2 separate regions of the Homo sapiens genome follow, and region 1 is linked to region 2. Evidence: read pairs that join two places in POLR2A ChIA-PET (ENCODE). Cell type or tissue: Panc1. All regions are shown on one strand. Links, peaks and the distances in the headings refer to the core of each region. The heading gives the core; the rest is flanking DNA. Region 1 has its middle 85 kb from the start of HIVEP1. Region 2 has its middle 39 kb from the start of MCUR1.

Region 1 (4,442 bases), core at 127-4,126, 1.8 Mb before region 2:
GAATCACTTGAACCCAGGAGGCAGAGGTTGCAGTGAGCCGAGATCGTGCCACTGAACTCCAGCCTGGTGACCTGGCGACGGAGACTCTGTCTAAAAAAATAAAAATAAAAAAATACAAAGGAAATAAAAATATAAAATTAAAGGATGGTGGTTATTCCTGGGGAGGAGAGGGGGGACATGGAATCAGGTATATAGGGTATGTTGCCTGTGTCTCTAATATATAATTTCTTTTTTATAAAATAATACCTCAAAGGCAGTGGTCAGAGGGAAAAAAACTGAGATGTTCTCCTTACCATGAATGAATGTATGAATAATGAATGAATTAAAAAATAAATACAGATGAAAGCAGATGCTATTGATAAGAGACATGTAACTTCATTTCATATGCTTGATACAACACAGATAAAGATGAAGACTGCTAACCTTGCTAAAAATGATGATTCTTTATTCACTAGATTTAACCTGATGGACTGCTTTCAGTTGTGATGGAGACAACGAAAAAGAATGACAGGCTTGGAAGTATATCATCAAGCATTATATCTAAAAGGAAAGTAATATTATTAAGGATTTTTTAAGAATTTAATTTTTTGGCATGATATTTCTCTATTAATATAGAAGCCTGTGGTTTGATTTTATCATGTCTGATTTTCAGGCATGTTTTCAGGTAACCTTTACGTCAGGAAGATGCTACCTGCCAGCTCCCAAGAGTTATTTTATCACACATCTTAATAAATACAACAGAATGATGATCACACTCCCCTCCCCCGCCCCCAGCGCTATTTCTCCTCCTTTTTCCCTGCCTTGTCCTCTCACACTGCAGGTGCTCACCCAGGCATGCAAACTAGAATCTCCAGGCTGGGGCCCTACCCACCCTTCACCTGCCCCTGGGCTGCCAACCACAGTCTTCTTGCTGATATTTGCCCCGTGTAACGTCCACTGCTTCCACTGCTGCCTCCTTCAGGCACCAGCAGCACTGAATTGCTGACAGTAAAAGCCCCACTAGGCTGCCCACTAAGCCGTCATCCCGTGGCGCTGCACCCACTGCTTCTCCCCAGCTCCTCTGCATAGGTCTGCCCTTCACTCCCACGCAGAACACGTGGCTCACGAGATGTTCTGATGTGTTGACCCTCTTGTGCCTCTTGCTCTGTCACACTGTACTGTGTCATCTGTCCCTCCTCTCTACTGGACCTGCACTCCCTGAGGACAGGAACAACGTCCAAGGGCATCTTTGTCTCATGTATAATGCATTGCATGAAATCCAACTGGGCGCTGTGGTTCACGCTTGTAATTGCAGCACTTTGGGAGGCCAAGGCGGGCAGATCACTTGAGGTCAGGAGTTCAAGACCAGCCTGGCCAACATGGTGAAACCCCCATCTCTACTAAAAATACAAAACTTAGCCAGGTGTGGTGGTGCATGCCTGTAATCCCAGCTACTCGGGAGGCTGAGGCAGGAGAATTGCTTGAACCCAGGAGGCTGAGGTTGCAGTGAGCAGAGATAGTGCCAGTGTACTCTAGCCTGGGCAACAGAATGAGACTCTGTCAAAAAAAGAAAGAAAGAAAAGGAAGGAAGGAAGAGAAGAGAAGAGAAAAAAGAGCAAGAGAAAGACAGAGAAAGAGAGAGAGGGAGGCTGAGGCAGGAGAATTGCTTGAACCCAGGAGGCTGAGGTTGCAGTGAGCTGAGATAGTGCCACTGCACTCCAGCCTGGGCAACAGAATGAGACTGTCAAAAAAAGAAGAAAGAAAGAGAGAAAGAGAGGGAGAGAGAAAGAGGAAGGAAGAGAGAAACAGAGAGAAAGAGAGAGAAAGAAAAAGAAGGAAGGAAGGGGAAAAAAGAAAGGAAAGAACGAAAAAGAGAAAAAAAGAAAGAAAGAGAAAGGAAGGAAGGAAGGAAAGAAGGGAAGGAAAAAAAAGAGAAAGAAAAAGAAAGAAAGAAGAAAGAAAGAAAGAGAAATGCATAGTGGGTGCTCAATAAACTGAACTGGGAAGTGACTGATAATCCAGACTCAGTGCAAACTACTGAATTTTTTTAAAATGTTGTGCTACTGGCAAAATCCTTTAGTGATCAGATGCCCAGCCTGGTTCTAACTACATCCTCATTTTCTGTTGTCATTTTGACTCCCCATCATCTTCTGAAATCCCCTCTTTTTTCTCTCTCTTATCTACTGTCTACATTCATTTGAACTGAAATACTCATTTCCATGTATCTGGGCTGATAAAATAATTGCAGAGATTTTTCATGCAATTAACTCACAGAGTAGACTCTAAGTACGCTGTTGGATTTTCTATAGCACCACATACTGCTAAGTCTAATTTGCAACCATACAAATCCATGACATGTTGGAATTTAAGGAGGTTCATTAGCCTACAATATTTACTCTGCAAAAATGTTTGCTGGAATTGAAAAAGTAACCTCCCTCACTTCACAGAAATCACTGACTCCCTTTCTGTTGCTTCAGGGCAACCGCCAGATAAACTCCCCAACTTGCAATGTAAAAATCTGGAATGGTGGTTGCTTAGTCTTTTCTACACATTTACAAGGGGCTACAATGAGGCAGAGAGTAAATCACACATAGATGGAAGCTGTATGTCCCACACTGGAGCTTATATCGGTCACCATCTTCTTGCTGGGTCTTTCCCAAGAAATCTCTTTGGAAATGGGAAGTTATGTCTGGAATTCAGGTGGCAGAAGGCCACCTGTGTGCCTACTGTTTGGAAGTCAAGGATGGAGGAGGGTGCAGGAAAGCATATTGCATTGGCACCACCAAAATGATGCACTCTAACCTGAGGCCACACACACCACACACACACATGCTTCTACAGGATGTATGCCAATCCACTAGCCGCGTCGCCCACGCTCATTCGCAGGTCCTGAAAGCTAGCCCACCGTGAGGCCAGGAGGAGGTGTTTTAGAAGAGAATAAAAAACTAGGATCAGGCACTGATACGGGATGAAAAAGACGAACAGAGACTAATGATGAAATAGAATAAGGGCAGAGGAGAAGTGTGTTGAGTGTGTGGGCAGAAGCACTAGGAAGGGCAGGATTGTAGAGGCACATATGGTGTACAGGGGTCCTGACACAGCCGTGGCAAGGAGATGCTCAGAGCTTCTGTGGCCAGGACACGATCGTTGCCTAAAGAGAACAGCTGCGAGGGACATTGTTGACGGAGAGGGACAGAGCGGTCCTGCAGCTCTTTGGGATAGGGAAGTAATTCCTTCACTGGGGCAGTTCTTTGTACCTATGGGAAGTTCCGAGGTCAGTATTCTTGTTTAAGAATATATTGAGGTTATTGAGATTCCATATTATTACGGAAATAATAGTTGTGACATTTAGTACTTCTGTTAAAATAATAATCAAGTCTACATATAATAATATTTAAAAAGGTTTTATATGTACAAGTAAATTTTTTTAATCAAAGGAATTTTCTTCAAATTGGACTTTAAAATAAAAATGGAGAAATATGGGCATTAACTGCAAAGATATGAAGGACTAAAATTTCAAAATCTAAAAAAAAATCTTAATTTCACTTAATATTCTAGAATACACACATTCTGATCAGTTTCTGTCTACAAGAAAGTGGAATAGCTCTTGTTTTTTGTTTTTTTTTTAAATGGCGTGAGCCCGGGAGGCGGAGCTTGCAGCCAGCCGAGATCGAGCCACTGCACCCCAGCCTGGGATTAGTTTTTAAATGTTGATACAGGTATAATAAAAAGATCGGCTTTTTATTACAGTTCTGTAACTGCAGAATGGTTGATGGAACCTGCATGTCCATCACAATCAAGATGTGTTTTCTACTGGCTTTGATTGGGGGATAGCTGTGCGCAAAGCAGAGGCCCAGGCCCTGTAGACATCACAAGAGAAGACACACTTCTGACATGCACTTAATACCACAGTTCCCATTAAACCAGCGCACTGAACATAAAACAACCTGACCCAGAGTAACATTTTATTTTATTTTATTTTATTTTATTTTATTGAGTTACAGAGTCTCACTCTGTCACCCAGTTTGGAGTGCAGTGGTACAATCATAGCTCACTGCAGCCCTGATCTCCTGGGCTCAAGCGACCCTCCTGTAGCTGGGAGTACAGGTGCCTGCTACCATGCCTGGCTAATTTTAAATTTTGTTTTATTTTATTTTATTTTGTAAAATGGGGTCTCTCTATTTTGCCAGGGCTGGTCTTGAACTCCTGGGTTTTCCTCTCACCTTAGCTTGTAAAGTGCTGGATTACAGGTGTGAGCCACCACGCCCCGTCCTTTTTTTTAATTGGAAAGATAATTACAACAAATAACTATATACACGCATATAGAGAGAAGAGACGAGTTATCCATAAAGGCAGAATAAATAGGTTTGCCATTGGCATGTTCCTAAGACATTAATAGAGTAAGCTATATTTTCCCTAGACTGTTTATACTTGTGTCATAAACACGTATGTGTCACAATACT
Region 2 (4,346 bases), core at 34-4,033:
TGAAGGGCTGAGGTAGGAGAATGGCTTGAGCATGAGGAGGCAGAGGTTGCAGTGAACTGAGATTGCACCACTGCACTCTGGGTGACAAGTGAGACCCTGTCTCAAAAACAAGGGTACTGAATCAAACAAGTATTTAAGGCCTAAACTCAGGGTGACTCTGAGACCCAAACAGTGGGCTCCATGTCAACATCAACCCCTTTATACGAAGATTCCCCAATAAAAATATAAATATTCACAATCACCCTGGGGTCTGCATGGAAGATTGATGTATAACACTTGAGAGCTTACGGATATGTCCATGGGTTACCTACGTTGTTTTAATACCTACTACAGTCTGTACCCTAGATACTCGAAGAAGAATGTTCTTTTACTAGGATACTGCATCTTAGTAAATTCACCTTAGTACCCTGGGGTGGTTGCCAGGGAGGGTACTAACAGAAGTTTGCTTGTTTGGTGGTTGGGCAAGTAATATTACTAGTAATTACTAGCAAAGGATTCCAGTTATTGCATGCAGACTACACATTTTATATGTAGGTATGGGGTTTTACTATTTATTTATTTATTTAGAGATGGAGTCTCACTCTGTTGCCCAGGCTGGAGTGCAGCGGAATGATCTCGTCTCAGGGCAACCTCCGCCTCCCAGGTTCAGGTTGTTCTCCTGCCTCAGTCTCCCGAGTAGCTGAGATTACAGGCACCTGCCACCATGCCCGACTAATTTTTTTGTATTTTTAGTAGAGACGGGGTTTAACCATCTTGGCCAGGTTGGTCTTGAACTCTTGACCTGTGATCCACCTGCCTCGGCCTCTCAAAGTGCTGGAATTACAGGCGTGAGCCACTGCACCTGGCCAGGGTTTTATTGTTTAGAAAATATTTTCATGTATTTGACCTCATTTGATCCTTACCACATGTGGTCAGCCAGGTAGGGTATCTATTCCCTGGAATCAGAATGCTTCGGTTTGACTCTGACGTCACCATTTATTAGCTATGTGTTCTTGGGCAAGTTACTTCAACTTTTTTATTACTATTTTTTTTTTTTTTTTTTTTTTTTTTTTGAGTCAGAGTCTCACTCTGTCACCCAGGCTGGAGTGCAGTGGCACAATTTCGGCTCACTGCAACCTCCACCTCCTGGATTCAGGTGATTCTCCTGCCTCAGCCTCCTGAGTAACTGGGATTATAAGTGCACGCCACTGTGCCTGGCTAATTTTAATATTTTTAGTAGAGACAGGATTTTGCCATGTTAGCCAGACTGGTCTTGAATTCCTGACTTCAGATGATCCACCTGCCTCGGCCTCCCAAAGTGCTGGGATTACAGGCATGAGCTACCACGCCAGGCCCACTTTTTTCTTTCTTTCTTTCTTTCTTTTTTTTTTTTAAATAAATAGAGATGGAGTTTCCCTATGTTGCCCAGGCTGGTCTCAAACTTCTGGGCTCAAGGGATCCTCCCAACTTCACCTCCCAAGATGTTGGGATTATAGGTGTGAGCCACCTCATCCAGTCTACTGAAACTTTCTATACCTCAGTATCTTCATCTGCAAAATAGAGATCACTGTAGTACTTACTTCATAGGGATGTGATGAAGATTAAATGAGATTGTGATTACTTTAAAACTATGCCTGGGCCGGGCGCGGTGGCTCACGCCTGTAATTCCAGCACTTTGGGAGGCTGAGGCGGGTGGATCACAAGGTCAGGAGTTCGAGACTAGGCTGGCCAACATGGTGAAACCGTGTCTGTACTAAAAATACAAAAAAAAAAAAAAAAAAAAAATTAGCCAGGCATCGTGGGAGGCACTTGTAATTCCAGCTCTTGGGAGGCTGGGGTAGGAGAATTGCTCGAACCCGGGAGGCGGACATTGCAGTGAGCTGAGATCAGCCACTGCATTCCAGTCTGGGTGACAGAGCAAGACTCTGTCTCGGAAAAACAAACAAACAAACAAAAAAACTATGTCTGGAGGCCAGGTGTAGTGGCTCATGCTTGTAATCCCAGCACTTTGAGAGGCCAAGGCAGGCAGATAGCTTGAGCTAAGGAGTTTGAGACCAGCCTGCGCAACATGGCGAAACTCCTTTTCCACCAAAAAATACAAAAAATTTGCCGGGTGTGGTGGTACATGCCTATAGTCCCAGCTACTTGGGAGGCTGAGGTGGGAGGATTGCTTGAGCCTGGGAGGTGGAGGCTGCAGTGACCTGAGATCTCTCCACTCTAGCCTGGGTGACAGAGCGAGACCCCAACCCCCACCAAAACAAAAAACAAACAAAAAACTACAGCTGGAATACAGTAAATAAATGCTCTATAAGCATTCCTATTATAATTATTGTTGTTGTTGTTTTCGAAACATAAGGACTAAGGTGCTCTGGACTGAATTTGTGTTCCCCCAAATTCCTGTGTTGAAACCCTGCTCCCTAGTGTGATGGTATGAGGAGGTGAGGAGGTCATAGGCATGGAGCCCTCATGATAGGATTAGTGCCCTTATAAGAAGAGACTCTAGGCCGGGCGCGGTGGCTCACGCCTGTAATCCCAGCACTTTGGGAGGCCGAGGCAGGCAGATCACAAGGTCAGGAGATCGAGACCATCCTGGCTAACACGGTGAAACCCCATCTCTACTAAAAATACAAAAAATTAGCCGGGCGTGATGGCGGGCGCCTGTAGTCCCAGCTACTCGGGAGGCTGAGGCAGGAGAATGGCGTGAACCCGGGAGGCGGAGCTTGCAGTGAGCCGAGATCGCGCCCCAGCACTCCAGCCTGGGCGACAGAGCAAGACTCCGTCTCAAAAAAAAAAAAAAGAAGAGACTCTAGAGAGCTTGTTTCCTCCGTCTCTCCACTCTGTGTGAGGACACAGCAAGAAAACAGCCATTTGTGAACCAGGAAGTGGGCTCTCACCAGACACCAGATCTGCCAGCCAGTACCATGATTTCAGACCTCCCAGCCTCCAGAATTGTGAGAGAGAAACGTTTGTTGTTGAAGCCGCCCAGTCTACGGTATTCTGTAATAGCAGTCCGGACTGACTAAGACTTAGGCTTGGCAAGGTCAAATGGTTTTCCCAAGAGTGCAACAAGTGGCAAGGTGGGGAGCTACGGCCAGGGCTCCTGACTCATAGTATTCTTACTGGTCAAATATCTGCCTGTAAAAACTGGTTTTTAGCAACCGTAACAAGATATCGTGCTGCTAAAACGAAATAATCATGGTTTTGTTAAGTCTCAGGAAAAAGGTAATAGGTACGGTTTTCTCCATCTTAAATGTTTTCCCATGGAGTTCTAAGCTTTGGAGATTTGCTACTGCTTGCCTACTAGCACTTGCTGGTGCTTACAACCAAGCAAAGGCATTCACATACATTTTTTCTTTCTTTCTTTTTTTTTTTTTTTTGAGATGGAGTTTCGCTCTTGTTGCCCAGGCTGGAATGCAATGGCGCAACCTTGGCTCACTGCAACCTCCACCTCCCAGGTTCAAGCAATTCTCCTGCCTTAGCCTCCCAAGTAACTGGGATTACAGGCATCTGCCACCATGCCCAGCTAATTTTTGTATTTTTAGTAGAGACGGGGTTTCACCATGTTGGCCAGGCTGGTCTCGAAGTCCTGACCTCAGGTGATCTGCCTGTCTCAGCCTCCCAAAGTGCTGGGATTACAGGCGTGAGTCACCGCGCCCAGCCCACATACATTTCTTTCTTTCTTTCTGTTTTTTTGTTTGTTTTGAGACAGGGTCCTGTTCTGTCATCCAGGCTGGAGTGCAGTGGCATGATCAGAGCTCACTGTAGCCTTGACCTCCTGGACTTGAGTGATCCTCCTGCCTGAGCCTCCTGCCTGCGTCATCACACCCAGCTAATTTTTTTTTTTTTTTTTTGAGAAGGAGTCTCGCTCCGTCCTCCAGGCTGGAGTGTAGTGGCGTGATCTCAGGTCACTGCAAGCTCCGTGTCCCGGGTTCACGCCATTCTCCTGCCTCAGCCTCCCACGTAGCTGGGACTACAGGCGCCTGCCACCATGCCTGGCTAATTTTTTGTATTTAATTTTTGTATTTTTTAGAGGTGGGGTTTCACCATGTTGTCCAGGCTCATTCACATAAATATTAATAGGGAAAGCTCAAAAAATTAATTCATGACTGCCTATAACCCCTGCCTCCCTGCCTTAAAAACCCTTACCTATATGCCTCAGATCTTAAGCATAAGCTGCCTGATTCTCCTTGCTTGGCACCCTACAAATAAACACCCTGCTTTCTACCACTACAAGCCTCGATACAGATATTTGACCTTACTACACAGGGCAAGTAGACCCCAGTTCGGCTCGATAACACTCCCTTCCCTTTAAAAGGGGCAGGAGTAGTTCAACAGCTTTTTTGTTTTCATAAGTATCCAACCTTGTG

The links. Peaks named below come from ENCODE experiments on the same cell type or tissue, not always from the same donor. Only the 100,000 strongest peaks of a DNase experiment are listed, where the experiment ranks them.
Region 1: POLR2A ChIA-PET joins it to region 2 with 6 read pairs; 2 of 35 experiments call an interaction of 5 or more read pairs at or near these places.

What each region holds. Positions count from the first base shown.
Region 1 is chr6:11,924,969-11,929,410 of GRCh38, forward strand. No RefSeq gene overlaps it. Among named protein-coding and RNA genes, the nearest start is that of HIVEP1, 85 kb to the right of the region's middle. In Panc1, for the core only: no CTCF peak of the experiment used is centred there; no DNase peak of the experiment used is centred there.
Region 2 is chr6:13,773,765-13,778,110 of GRCh38, forward strand. No RefSeq gene overlaps it. Among named protein-coding and RNA genes, the nearest start is that of MCUR1, 39 kb to the right of the region's middle. In Panc1, for the core only: no CTCF peak of the experiment used is centred there; a DNase peak (open chromatin) is centred at 1,887.